Linked DNA regions of Homo sapiens: region 2 is linked to region 1. A link is an interaction called in ENCODE POLR2A ChIA-PET data of the cell type or tissue named here. Cell type or tissue: MCF 10A. All regions are shown on one strand. Each heading gives the region's core, and the rest is flanking DNA. Links, peaks and the distances in the headings are about the cores only.

What was found. Peaks named below come from ENCODE experiments on the same cell type or tissue, not always from the same donor. Only the 100,000 strongest peaks of a DNase experiment are listed, where the experiment ranks them.
Region 2: POLR2A ChIA-PET joins it to region 1 with 5 read pairs; 7 of 35 experiments call an interaction of 5 or more read pairs at or near these places.

The regions. Positions count from the first base shown.
Region 1 is chr1:245,785,645-245,791,025 of GRCh38, reverse strand. All of the region lies in intron 10 of SMYD3 (SET and MYND domain containing 3), which reads left to right. Among named protein-coding and RNA genes, the nearest start is that of SMYD3-AS1, 320 kb to the left of the region's middle. In MCF 10A, for the core only: no CTCF peak of the experiment used is centred there; a DNase peak (open chromatin) is centred at 2,585.
Region 2 is chr1:245,886,031-245,891,411 of GRCh38, reverse strand. The region is part of intron 8 of SMYD3 (SET and MYND domain containing 3); the gene reads left to right. Among named protein-coding and RNA genes, the nearest start is that of SMYD3-AS1, 220 kb to the left of the region's middle. In MCF 10A, for the core only: a CTCF peak has its summit at 2,435 (motif pointing left); a DNase peak (open chromatin) is centred at 2,401.

The sequences.
Region 1 (5,381 bases), core at 79-5,078:
TCATTTCTTAGGACAGAGACCAAATTCACATCCACAGTCACAAAAAAGGGTCATTTGTATCACCTACCTTTATTTTCCCTGGGCTTTGAGGTAAATGTAATATTTTGCAACTGAAAAGTACAGTTTGCTCAGGAAAGCAGAGTAAGCAGAAAAAAAATCATTTTATCTGGAAATGAATGAGCCTGATGATTAGATGGAACAGAGTCATCCAGTCTTGGATTCAAATCTGGCTCTACAACTCAGTCTCAAATTTGACCCATAAAGCTGTTCAGTCATCTTTCCCAAAATTAGCAGTGTCCATGCAAATGGTTCAGTTAGCCAAAGAATCACAGAGTACACTCATCCCCCATTGTGGCTTATCTGTGGCAGAAATTCCTGCTTCAGAAATGAGGCTCTCCCTCTGACCAAAAGAGGCTTTCTCTAATTATGTGCTTGTGACTCTGTCTTTTCTAAAAGCATCCACATTTTTTAGGTGCTGACTGTGTGCCTGGTTTGGAGCCAAGTATAGAAAGTACAATTGCCCTCAAGGTGCAGATGCTGCCCTCGAAAAGCTTTGCCGACCCTGACTCTGGGGGTTCTCCCCTCACTTGGACCTAGTGCCCCAGTGGGTAGATAAGAGTGGGCTCTGCCCGTGTTGCCCCATTCATCACTGGGGTTGATTCCACTAATCTAGCAAGTAGGGTCATTCATTCATTCATTCCTCACTGCAGCTCTCCTTCTATAGTTGGGACACTCTTGACTTTCCATCAGTTCGTTGAATTCTCAGTGTTGCTGTTTTGTGCCCCTGGGGGTTTTCCACCTACTGTTTTTTCATCAGCCTAATTTTTACTCATCTACCAGCCCCCAATGAAAGTGTCTCTTCTAAGTTTTTCCTGACTCTCTAGAGCAGCTCTGACTACTGTAGGTCCCTTTTGAAGCCTGCCCAGTACTCACCAGACTTGTTAATACTTTCCAGTATCTGGCCCTTCCACAGTGATGTAAGATCCATGAGGACAGGAACCGTGGTCTCCCTTATTTCCCAGCTTATCCCTGTAGTGTCTGGCCCATAATGGGTGCTCAGTAAATGTGGAATCTGTAATGTGAATGCATGAATGAATGAATGAACAAATAAATGAACAAACTGGTCAATGAATTCTAGTTTCACTTTTCCAAAGGTGGATGCAACACCAGAGATGGAATTTTTCTTTAATCAATAGTATGTAAGGAGCTATAATTGCCAGCTAGAAAGTACAAAGCCTGAGCAGGGAAATCCATTAACCCATAGACCATCTTTGTCCCAACAATGTTTTGGGAGCAGTGAAAGAAGTCAGCTATTCGTGTTGAGGAGAATTGGAAAATGGTGGAAATAGGTAAAATATAGAGCTTATAAAATTCTCTGTGGACTTCATTTGGCACCAATATTTAGTTTCAAGGAAATTTCCAGAATACAGACCACACAATTGTACTTAAATATAAATAAAAACAATACTTTCAGGCCAACATCAAGAATTTGGGGGTCATCCCCTGTTTATATTACCCCAATCATTCATTGAATTCTATAATCAAATATTGACTGTGGCTTTCTTCTTAGTCTGTATTTTATTTTTTTATTGGAATATTTCCTTGCTTACAGCTTGCCGTATTGCAGACTATTAAAAATCCTGAGTCTGTGCAGAAATATACTGGGTTCTAGTGCCATTCCTGTCCCTGCTAGCTTGGTTAGAAAGGGCCCTGTTCCTCTGTGCAACAACTTTCCATTTATACGTGAGGAGCTACGGAGACCTTTGCCTCATTAGGGAGCTGCCTATGAAAGTCTCTCTGAAAGGACTTACATCATAATAGGAATTCAGGTCCCCGAAATGGCACATTATCATGGTCTGAACCTAGTGCCACGTACACCTTGTCATACCTACATTTCATTAAGGGGAGTCATCCGCAAGCATCCGGGACTCCAAAAGCTCCTGGTGCCGTGTTCCAAGAGGAGTTCTTGACTTCACCTTCAAAGGATACTCCGTGATAGAGAAACTTTCGGAATGCTTTCCTGAGAGCCACCTTCTCGGTCCCCTAGTCCAAACCTCCTCCTGGAAGGAAGAAAGAATTGGCCCAGTTTCTGAAGCCTGTGTAGTAATAATTAGCAGTGGCACACTGGCACCACTTGGCACATAATTAGAGTCATAAGTAACTGAGTAAGTGGACCGTCCCCTAACTCACTTTGGGGTCTTATTCTGGACTCTGGCATGGTCTGTGATTGTTTTCCACCAGAGACTGGAACGAAGAATGTGGGAGTGGGGATGGTGGGCATGGGAGGGAGTTATAATGAAAGGAGCATGGAACTAGGAAGCAGACCTCAGGAATCCAGCCACTAGGCTAGCCAACACTTATTAAGCACCTTTTGTGTACCCAACTTGATAGAGCTGAGGGGCTTAGAGCTTGCTGCATGGCCTGAGTGGGCCTAGGGCAACTTTTCTAGGCTATTTCATCATCTTTAAGGTGACAGGGTTGAAGCAGGTGATCTCTGCTTCCTTCTGGCTCTAAACAGTCTGTGATTCATTTCAATAATTGGAAGTAAAGCATCCCCCACTCCTTTAACCTAGTAGGCATGAGCCAGGAATAACATCTGGCCTCCCGAGTCATGTGAACGCTTAGTAGAAGTAGAGGAATGCAGACCACAAAGCTTGTAGTCTATTCCAGCAGCTCAGAAAGTAGAAGCAATGCTTCATAGGTGCCCTGGACACCATTCTCCTCGCCCTGTTCCCTGTGCTAATCTGGTCACCATTCTTCTTGCCCTGTTCCCTGTGCTAATCTGGACTCCATTCTCCTTGCCCTGTTCCCTGTGTTAATCTGGTCACCATTCTCCTTGCCCTGTTCCCTGTGCTAGTCTGGTCACCATTCCCCTTGCCCTGTTCCCTGTGTTAATCTGGACTCCATTCTCCTTGCCCTGTTCCCTGTGCTAATCTAGACTCCATTCTCCTTGCGCTGTTCCCTGTGTTAATCTGCTCACCATTCTCCTTGCCCTGTTCCCTGTGCTAATCTGGTCAGGTCCCATCCATGCATCTTGCATTTGCTTCCCAGGACTAAGTGATTTAAAGGACACTTCAGCAGCAAGGTTGAGCATGTGACCAGTACAATGCCCAGTTCGAAAGTCGACTCCCTATACCGTGCTTGAACCTCTACCACACACATGAAGCTCAACTCTCCGTGGTTTGCTTTTGAGGAATCTGGGAGTCGCTTGTGCCCAAAAATCCTTTTCCTTCCCACGGATGAAAATGCAGCACGTAGTTGTGTTGTTTCAAATTTTACCTATTAAAAATTGTTTTGAGTTGATAAGAATTTCTCCCTCAAAATCTAAACTCATCTATGAAATTATTAATCATTAACACCTGTAATTTCATCTAATAAGGTTGCCTTTTTTTTTTTTTAACACCCTGATGGGATCAGACTTTTCTAAAGGAGGCTTGGAAGTTTTGACTGGGTAAAGAGGGAACTTCTGGAGAAAGCTGCTCTGGAGAAGGCAGCATTTGTGAGGCCACACTAAGAAGGCCGTTGGTGAGTCCTTCAGCCCAAGTGAAAGAGAAAACTTGTCAGAACTAAGAGGGATGGAAAGGGAGTAAAGACAAACGATGCTTACTTCACAGTGTGGATGTGAACTGGTCCAGCGCTAGGTCTGATGATTGGTTATGGAAGAGACTGCCCCCGCGGGAACTTACGAGCCTGAAGTAATGGGAGCTACATGTAAAGAGCTGCCTCATAGACCTTCAGAGAGAGGGAGACAGAGAGGCTTCTTTTCCCCAGCAGCATAAATGAGCCCATTTTAGCAAAAATAGCTGTAATTTGCACAAGCGTTAAGAATCTGCTTCCAACTGTAAAAAAATACTGAAATATCCAGGGCATAGCAAGGCTGTGGTTCGGCCCTGTGACATGATGTGTGATCTTGAAAAGTAATGAAAGTGGAAGAAGGCGTTGTAAAGATACCGCTCTAATGAACACAATTCTGTTTGCCAGCATTTTTTCCTGCTAGCAAATTATATTACTCCATCAACTTGGTAGAACATCAATAACATCTTCAGAGGATAGCTGTGAGAGCTGAGTTACTCTATGACAGGATTTTTGAAGACAATGTAATTTCATATTTCTCAATTTTCTTTGATTTTGTGCTGAGAAAATGGAAGACCATAATAAATATTTTCCACAAATGGTGTCTTAAATGGAATCACAGCTGGTAGCAACAGTATTCTACCGTTTATTTAGATGCTGGATTCCAGATTTTCTATGTGAAACAACCATGCTGGCAGATTCATTGGTTTCACATTTTTCTAACACTTTTTTTTTTTTTTTAAGGGATGAATTAGGCTTCACGTGTGAACTCCTGGTGGGCGCTGTGGGACGGGTGATGCTGGGCTGCCAGCTTGTTTGTACTCAGTGGTCTCAGAGTGTGTTAGGGTTCTTGCATTGATTGGAAATATTTCAGTTAAGAAGTTAACAACGTACATGACTGTTAGGTGAGGTTCAGTGAGGCAATGAGATGGCTGGAGAGAGCTGGGTTCAGGAAGCACAGGCTGAGTTCCGATCTCAGCCCTTTCACGCCGTGAAGACTTGGCCAAATCACCTCGCCTCTTGGAACTTTGGGTTCTACATTGCGTTAGCAACATGATAAACTGTACAGTTTTAATCAATGAAGTAGTGGATGTGAATTTGGCTTGTGGTGTATAAAGATGCCATACTTACTGTACTTACATTTATTAGGTAGTATAATCTTTGTTGTTTTGATATCATACCCAGGTTTCCGTAGGCTTCTTTTTCTTCTTAATATTCTGTTGCCACCATCCCCCCCCCGTCCACACCCCAACTCAACTCAGTGCTTATCCTTACAAAGCTTTGTTCTCAACTAGTTATCATGGTAAGTTTTTAGGTAATAGTTGTAGTATCTAGTATCTCCAAGAGTGATTGCTTTTTAAAAAAAAAAAAAAAAAGCAAAACTTCTACAAGTTAAAATAAATGTAACCGTGGTATAGCTGCATCCTAAAAGGCTCTTAGAAAATTCTGGCTGGGCACCATGGCTCACACCTGTAATCTCAGTACTTTGGAAGACCAAGATGGGAGGATTGCTTGAGGCCAGGAATTTGAGACCAGCCTGGGCAATATAGGGAGACTCCATCTCTACAAAAAATAAAAAAAATAAAATTAGCCAGGCATGGTGGCATACACCTGTAGTCCTAGCTACTTGGGAGGATGAGGCAGGAGGATCTCTTGAGCCAAGGAGTTTGAGGTTACAGGGAGCTATAGTCACAGCACTACACTGCAGCCGGTGGCAGAGCAAGACCTTGTCTGCCTGTCTCTCGCTCTCTCTTGCTCTCTCTCTTGCTCGCTTTCTCACTCTCTCACGCACTCTCTCTCTCTCTCTC
Region 2 (5,381 bases), core at 190-5,189, 100 kb before region 1:
TGTAAACATTATTTATTTTTGTATTTTTAAATTTTGAATGTTTATGGCTACAGAGTAGGCGTGTATATTTATGGGTACATGAGATAAATATTTTGATACTGTCATACAATGTGTAATAATCATGTTAGGATAAATGGGGTATCCATTGCCTCAAGCATTTATCATTTCTTTTGTGGTACAAATATTCCAATTATATTTCTTCAGTAATTTTTAAATGTACAGTAAATTATTGTAGACTCTGGTCACCCTGTTGTATCAAATAGTAGATGTTATTCATTCTATCTGATTATATTTTTGTACCCATTAACCATCCCCCGTTCCCTCCCTTGCCCACTACCTTCCCAGGCTCTGGTAACCATCATTCTACTCTCTATCTCCATGAGTTAAATTCTTTTAATTTTTAGCTCCTACAAATTAGTGAGAACATGTGAAGTTGGTCTTTCTGTGTCTGGCTAGTTTAATTGAACACAATGTCCTCCCATTCCATCCTTGCTGTTGCAAGTGATAGGATCTCATTCTTGTTTATGGCTGACTAGTACTCCATTGTGTATATGTACCATGTTTTCTTTATTCATCTATCAACAGACACTCAGGTTGCTTCCAAAGCTTAGCTATTGTGAATAGTAGTGCAATAAACATGGGCGTGCAGATACCTCTTCGATATACTGATTTCCTTTCATTTGCGTATATACCTACCAGTGAGATTGCTGGATCAATGGTAGTTCTATTTTAGTTTTTCGAGGACCCTTCATACAGTTTTCCATAGTAGATGTACTAATTTACATTCCCAACAATAGTGTGCGAGGGTTCCCTTTTTTTCCACATCTTTGTCAGCATATGTTACTCCCTATCTTTTGGATCAAAGCCATTTTAACTGTGGTGAGATGATATCTCATTGTAGTTTTGATTTGCATTTCTTTGATGATGCGGGATGTTCTTATACCTGTTCACCATTTGTATGTCGTCTTTTGAGAAATGTTTATTTAGATCTTTTGCCCAGATTGTTAGATTGTTAGATTTTTTTCCTTATTCAGTTGTTTGAAGTCCTTATATATATCCTAGTTATTGATTCCTTGTCAGATGGGTAGTTTGCAGATATTTTCACCCATTCTGTGGGTTGTCTCTTTACTTTGTTCATTGTTTTCTTTGCTGTGTAGAAGCTTTTAACTTGATGTGATCCCATTTGTCCATTTTTGTTTTGGTTGCCTGTGCTTTTGGGATGTTACTCAAGAAATCTTTGCCCACACCAATGTCCTGGAGAGTTTCCCCAGTGTTTTCTTTTAGTAGTTTCGTAGTTTGAGGGTCTTAAATTTAAGTCGTTAATCCATCTTGGTTAATTGTTTTATATAGTGAGAGATAGAAATCTAGTTTCATTCTTCTGCACATCCAGTTTTCCCGGCACCATTTATTGAAGACTATCCTTCCCCCAGTGTATGTTCTTGGCACCTTTGTCAAAAATGAGTTCACTGCAGATGTATGGATTTAATTCTGGATTCTCTATTTCTTTCCATTGGTCTGTGTGTCTGTTTTTATGCCAGTACCATGCTGTTTTGGTTACTATAGCTCTGTAGTATAATTTGAAGTCAGGTAATGTGATTCCTTCAGTTTTGTTCTTTTTGCTCAGAATGGCTTTGGCTATTCTGGACCTTTTGTGGTTCCATATAAATTTGGGGATTAGTTTTTCTGTTTCTGTGAAGAATGTCATTGGTATTTTGAGAGGGATTGCATTGATGCCTCTTTCAGAATTTGCCATGTAAGAATTATTGTTCTTTTCTGAGTAAGACCACATTTGGAATCTCACAATGAAACAAATAATAAAATGCCTTGGGACAGAGACCAGACAAGGCTTCTATTGACATTTATTCCTTCATTACAGTAGGTGTTGGAGGTCACCCACACTTTGACCCTAAGTCTGAAAACAGACCTCTTCAGTGGTCACAGAAACTTCAGGGCTGCAGGGTTGGTGGAGAGTAGCTCACTCTGCAGTGGGTGTGGGCAGCTGTGGGCTCTGATTAAAACATGTAGTTGGCCCCTCCAGTGTCAATGGGAAGGATGTCCTAGAAGGAGAAAAAGGTATTCTAGTCACTTCTGTTATCTCACTCTCTATAGAAATTAAGAGAACATGGTGCCATGCAAAAATAACCTATTTATTTTTCTCAAAAAGTACATTTTCCCCTTATCTGTTAATCGGGCTCAACAGTGAACTTGAAGGCTTATGCTTTTGGTCCATAGTACATGCTCAAAGCCTTTAAAACATGACATGTTTGACCTTACCTAACTTTGGAGTTCTATAGGTCTCTGCCACACAAAGTTCCACTAACAGCTCACTGTTGGGATATGGAAAGAGGTTAAATTTCACAATAACTATCTTGGGGCTCACTATTTATATAGTCATTAACTGCGCCCTCTAGTGACATTGCATCCTTGGAAGAATGAAGCTGGGGAATTGGTGGCATTGGTAAGCTACAGGGAGTATGTAATGCAGCTCCGTGTATTAGGGATGGTAGGTGACCAAATGTGGTTCCACTTTCTCTTTCCCTGCTCTGAGAAGTTGCTGTTGGGCTTCAGGTAGACATGGTTGATGTAGAACACATGCATTTCTTCACTCTGTCTTTAAAACCTGCTGAAATGACACTCAGATTGGGCTCTTTCTGCATGTTATTGATTGCATACCTTCAGAGCTTAAAAGGTAGACGTGAGAGAGCATACTTTGTACTTAGATCCATCGAATATCACACAAGCTAAGTGGTTTGTCAGAAAGTCAGTTAAATTTGAATAGCTAGAAGAAACATTAGGCATCTAGGTCAATATCAGCATTTTGCAGAGAGGAGAAATGACTTGTGTCACTCACAAATAGAGTGACGCTGGACAATCCGGCCCAGAAAATACAAGTATCATAATTCTGGGGCAGTGCTCTTTTGATAAAGCACTGTGGGTACTGCCCTTGGTTGTGGAAGCAAGGTTAAAAGGTAAATAAAGGTAAAATAACATCAAGAGGGAACTTTTAGGCCTATTTATTTATTTACATTATTTTTCTTGAGAGATCACTTCCATTTATGTATTCATTTTCAAATACTTAACATACTATCTTTGTCCAATTTCTCAAGCCCTTTAGATGGTAGAATTCTAGAAATATAAACAGGAAAAATAGATATTTTGGGTTGGCTTTACTACTGAATAATTTAGTATATTTAAGTGTCCATTTAAGACCCTAGACTGACATTGGCCAGTGCTTTTACAACCCACTTGGGTGAGACTCCATGACAGGTCTATCATGTAAGAAGAGACTGAAGCATTAGCTGCTGTGGAGAGTCCAGGGAGCCCTGACTCACCCCAACAAGGACTAGAATTAGGAATAAGTCTTTTCTGTTTATAGCTTGAACATTAACTCTCTGGAAATAAGGCGTCTTATATTGCTTAGGGCTTAAATAGACTTAAGTCTCCTTTTTTTTGCTTATTACTCACCCATAATTACCATTTTCATCTCCAGTCTTTCAGCAAACCTGCTTGAATCTCTCCCTCCCTCCCTGTTTCTCTCCTTTTGTCCCTTTCTTTCTTCCTCAAGTATTTCATGATGTGAGACATATATCATAGGCCAACCATGGGAATCCTGAGATTGAAAGATGTCCCCTTCCTGTAGGTGGCTTCCATTCTAATGTGGAGATAGATACCCAGACACAGTTTAATTTGGTGTGGCAGTGATTTTACTGGAAGCCTGTTTGAAGTATAGTGGCAATGAAAGAGAAAAAAAATCCCTGGTCAGTCTAGAAAGACTTCACAGGAGACATTGACCTGAGATGTACAGGTTGTATAGGAATTTTCATTGAGATGGTTTCAAAGAGATTCAGTCTGGGGATGTTACTGGAAAAGGGGTCCCAATCCAGACCCCAAGAGAAGGTTCTTGGATCTCACACAAGAAAGAATTCAGGGCGAGTCCAAAAAGTGAAAGCAAGTTTATTAAGAAGGTGGAGGAATAAAGAATGACTCCTCCACACACAGCAGCCCCAAGGGCTGCGGGTTACCCATTTTTATGGTTATTTCTTGATGATATGCTAAACGAGGGGTGGATTATTCATGCCTCCCCTTTTTAGACCATATAGGGTAACTTCCTGACGTTGCCATGGCATTTGTAAACTGTCATGGTGCTGGTGGGAGTATAGCAGTGAGGATGACTAGAGGTCACTCTCATGGCCATCTCGGTTTTGGTAGGATTTGGCCAGCTCCTTTACTGCAACCTGTTTTATCAGCAAGGTCTTTATGACCTGTTACTTGTGGTAACTTCCTATCTCATCCTGTGACTTAGAATGCCTTAACCATCTGGGAATGCCACCCAGTAGGTCTTAGCCTCATTTTACCAGGCCCCTATTCAAGATGGAGTTGCTCTGGTTCACATGCTTCTGACAGGGACACACCCTGTGAAATGTCCCAGAGGCTTGAGAGAATATGGCGCATCAGGGAACAGCTAATGGTTTAGTATTGCTGGAGGATAAAGGCTGGTAAGGCCAGCAGTGGGTGGTGAGGGATGGCCTATGCTGGGCAGAGGGTTTGCATTTTCATCATGGAGGGATGGGAAGTCATTGTTAGAACAGTGAGGTTGGCCTTTCGACCCGCAATAGCCAGAAAAACGTGAGTGTGTGTAGAACCAAGAAGTCAGAAATGATTGCATGAAGAATAAAAAATTCAAATATCGGGCAAGGAAATTAGCATGGTTTTCACATCATTACACCCAGAAGAAGAGCTTGTAGAGAGCTGCTTATGCATATCTATGATGGCAGCTTTCTTCCTCCCCCACAAAGAATGAGATGCTTTTGGGTTCGATTAATACCCGGGGATATGGCAAACGGTTTGTTTCAAATACTCATCTGCTTACAGGCTGTTTCTGGGTGCTTCTATTAAAGATTAGAACATTTACCAATTGTACTGGGTATTAATTGCTGAGGTGAGGGTGTGATGGTCTCTAAACTAGCTGTACTTCCCAGTAATTAGGATATTGTATTGCTTCAGTTGCAGCCATCAGCATATCTTCTGCTTCCTCTTCTTTCAACCTTTGTTGACAAGCCGTTTTCAGACCCCGAGAACTCTAATAAGTAAGGAGAGATGTGGGCTTTCTCTTTCTCTTGTTTTGATATGTAAATTAGAATCCTGGAATTATGAAAGCGTTGATAATGTTTTCCTGTCTATAACATTAAAATTGGAAAGCTGTAGCTAAAGGCCCATAAAACAGTTGTCTCCACATTTGTCATTAAACTCCTTTATGTAATAAATTTACTCATCCTTAATTTGGAATTATCTTGCTTTTCTCAGAATTTAGTCAATCTTGGCATTTTTTCAATACCTTCTTATGCTAATTTCTTATTTATTGTGCCTTTTAAAATGGAACA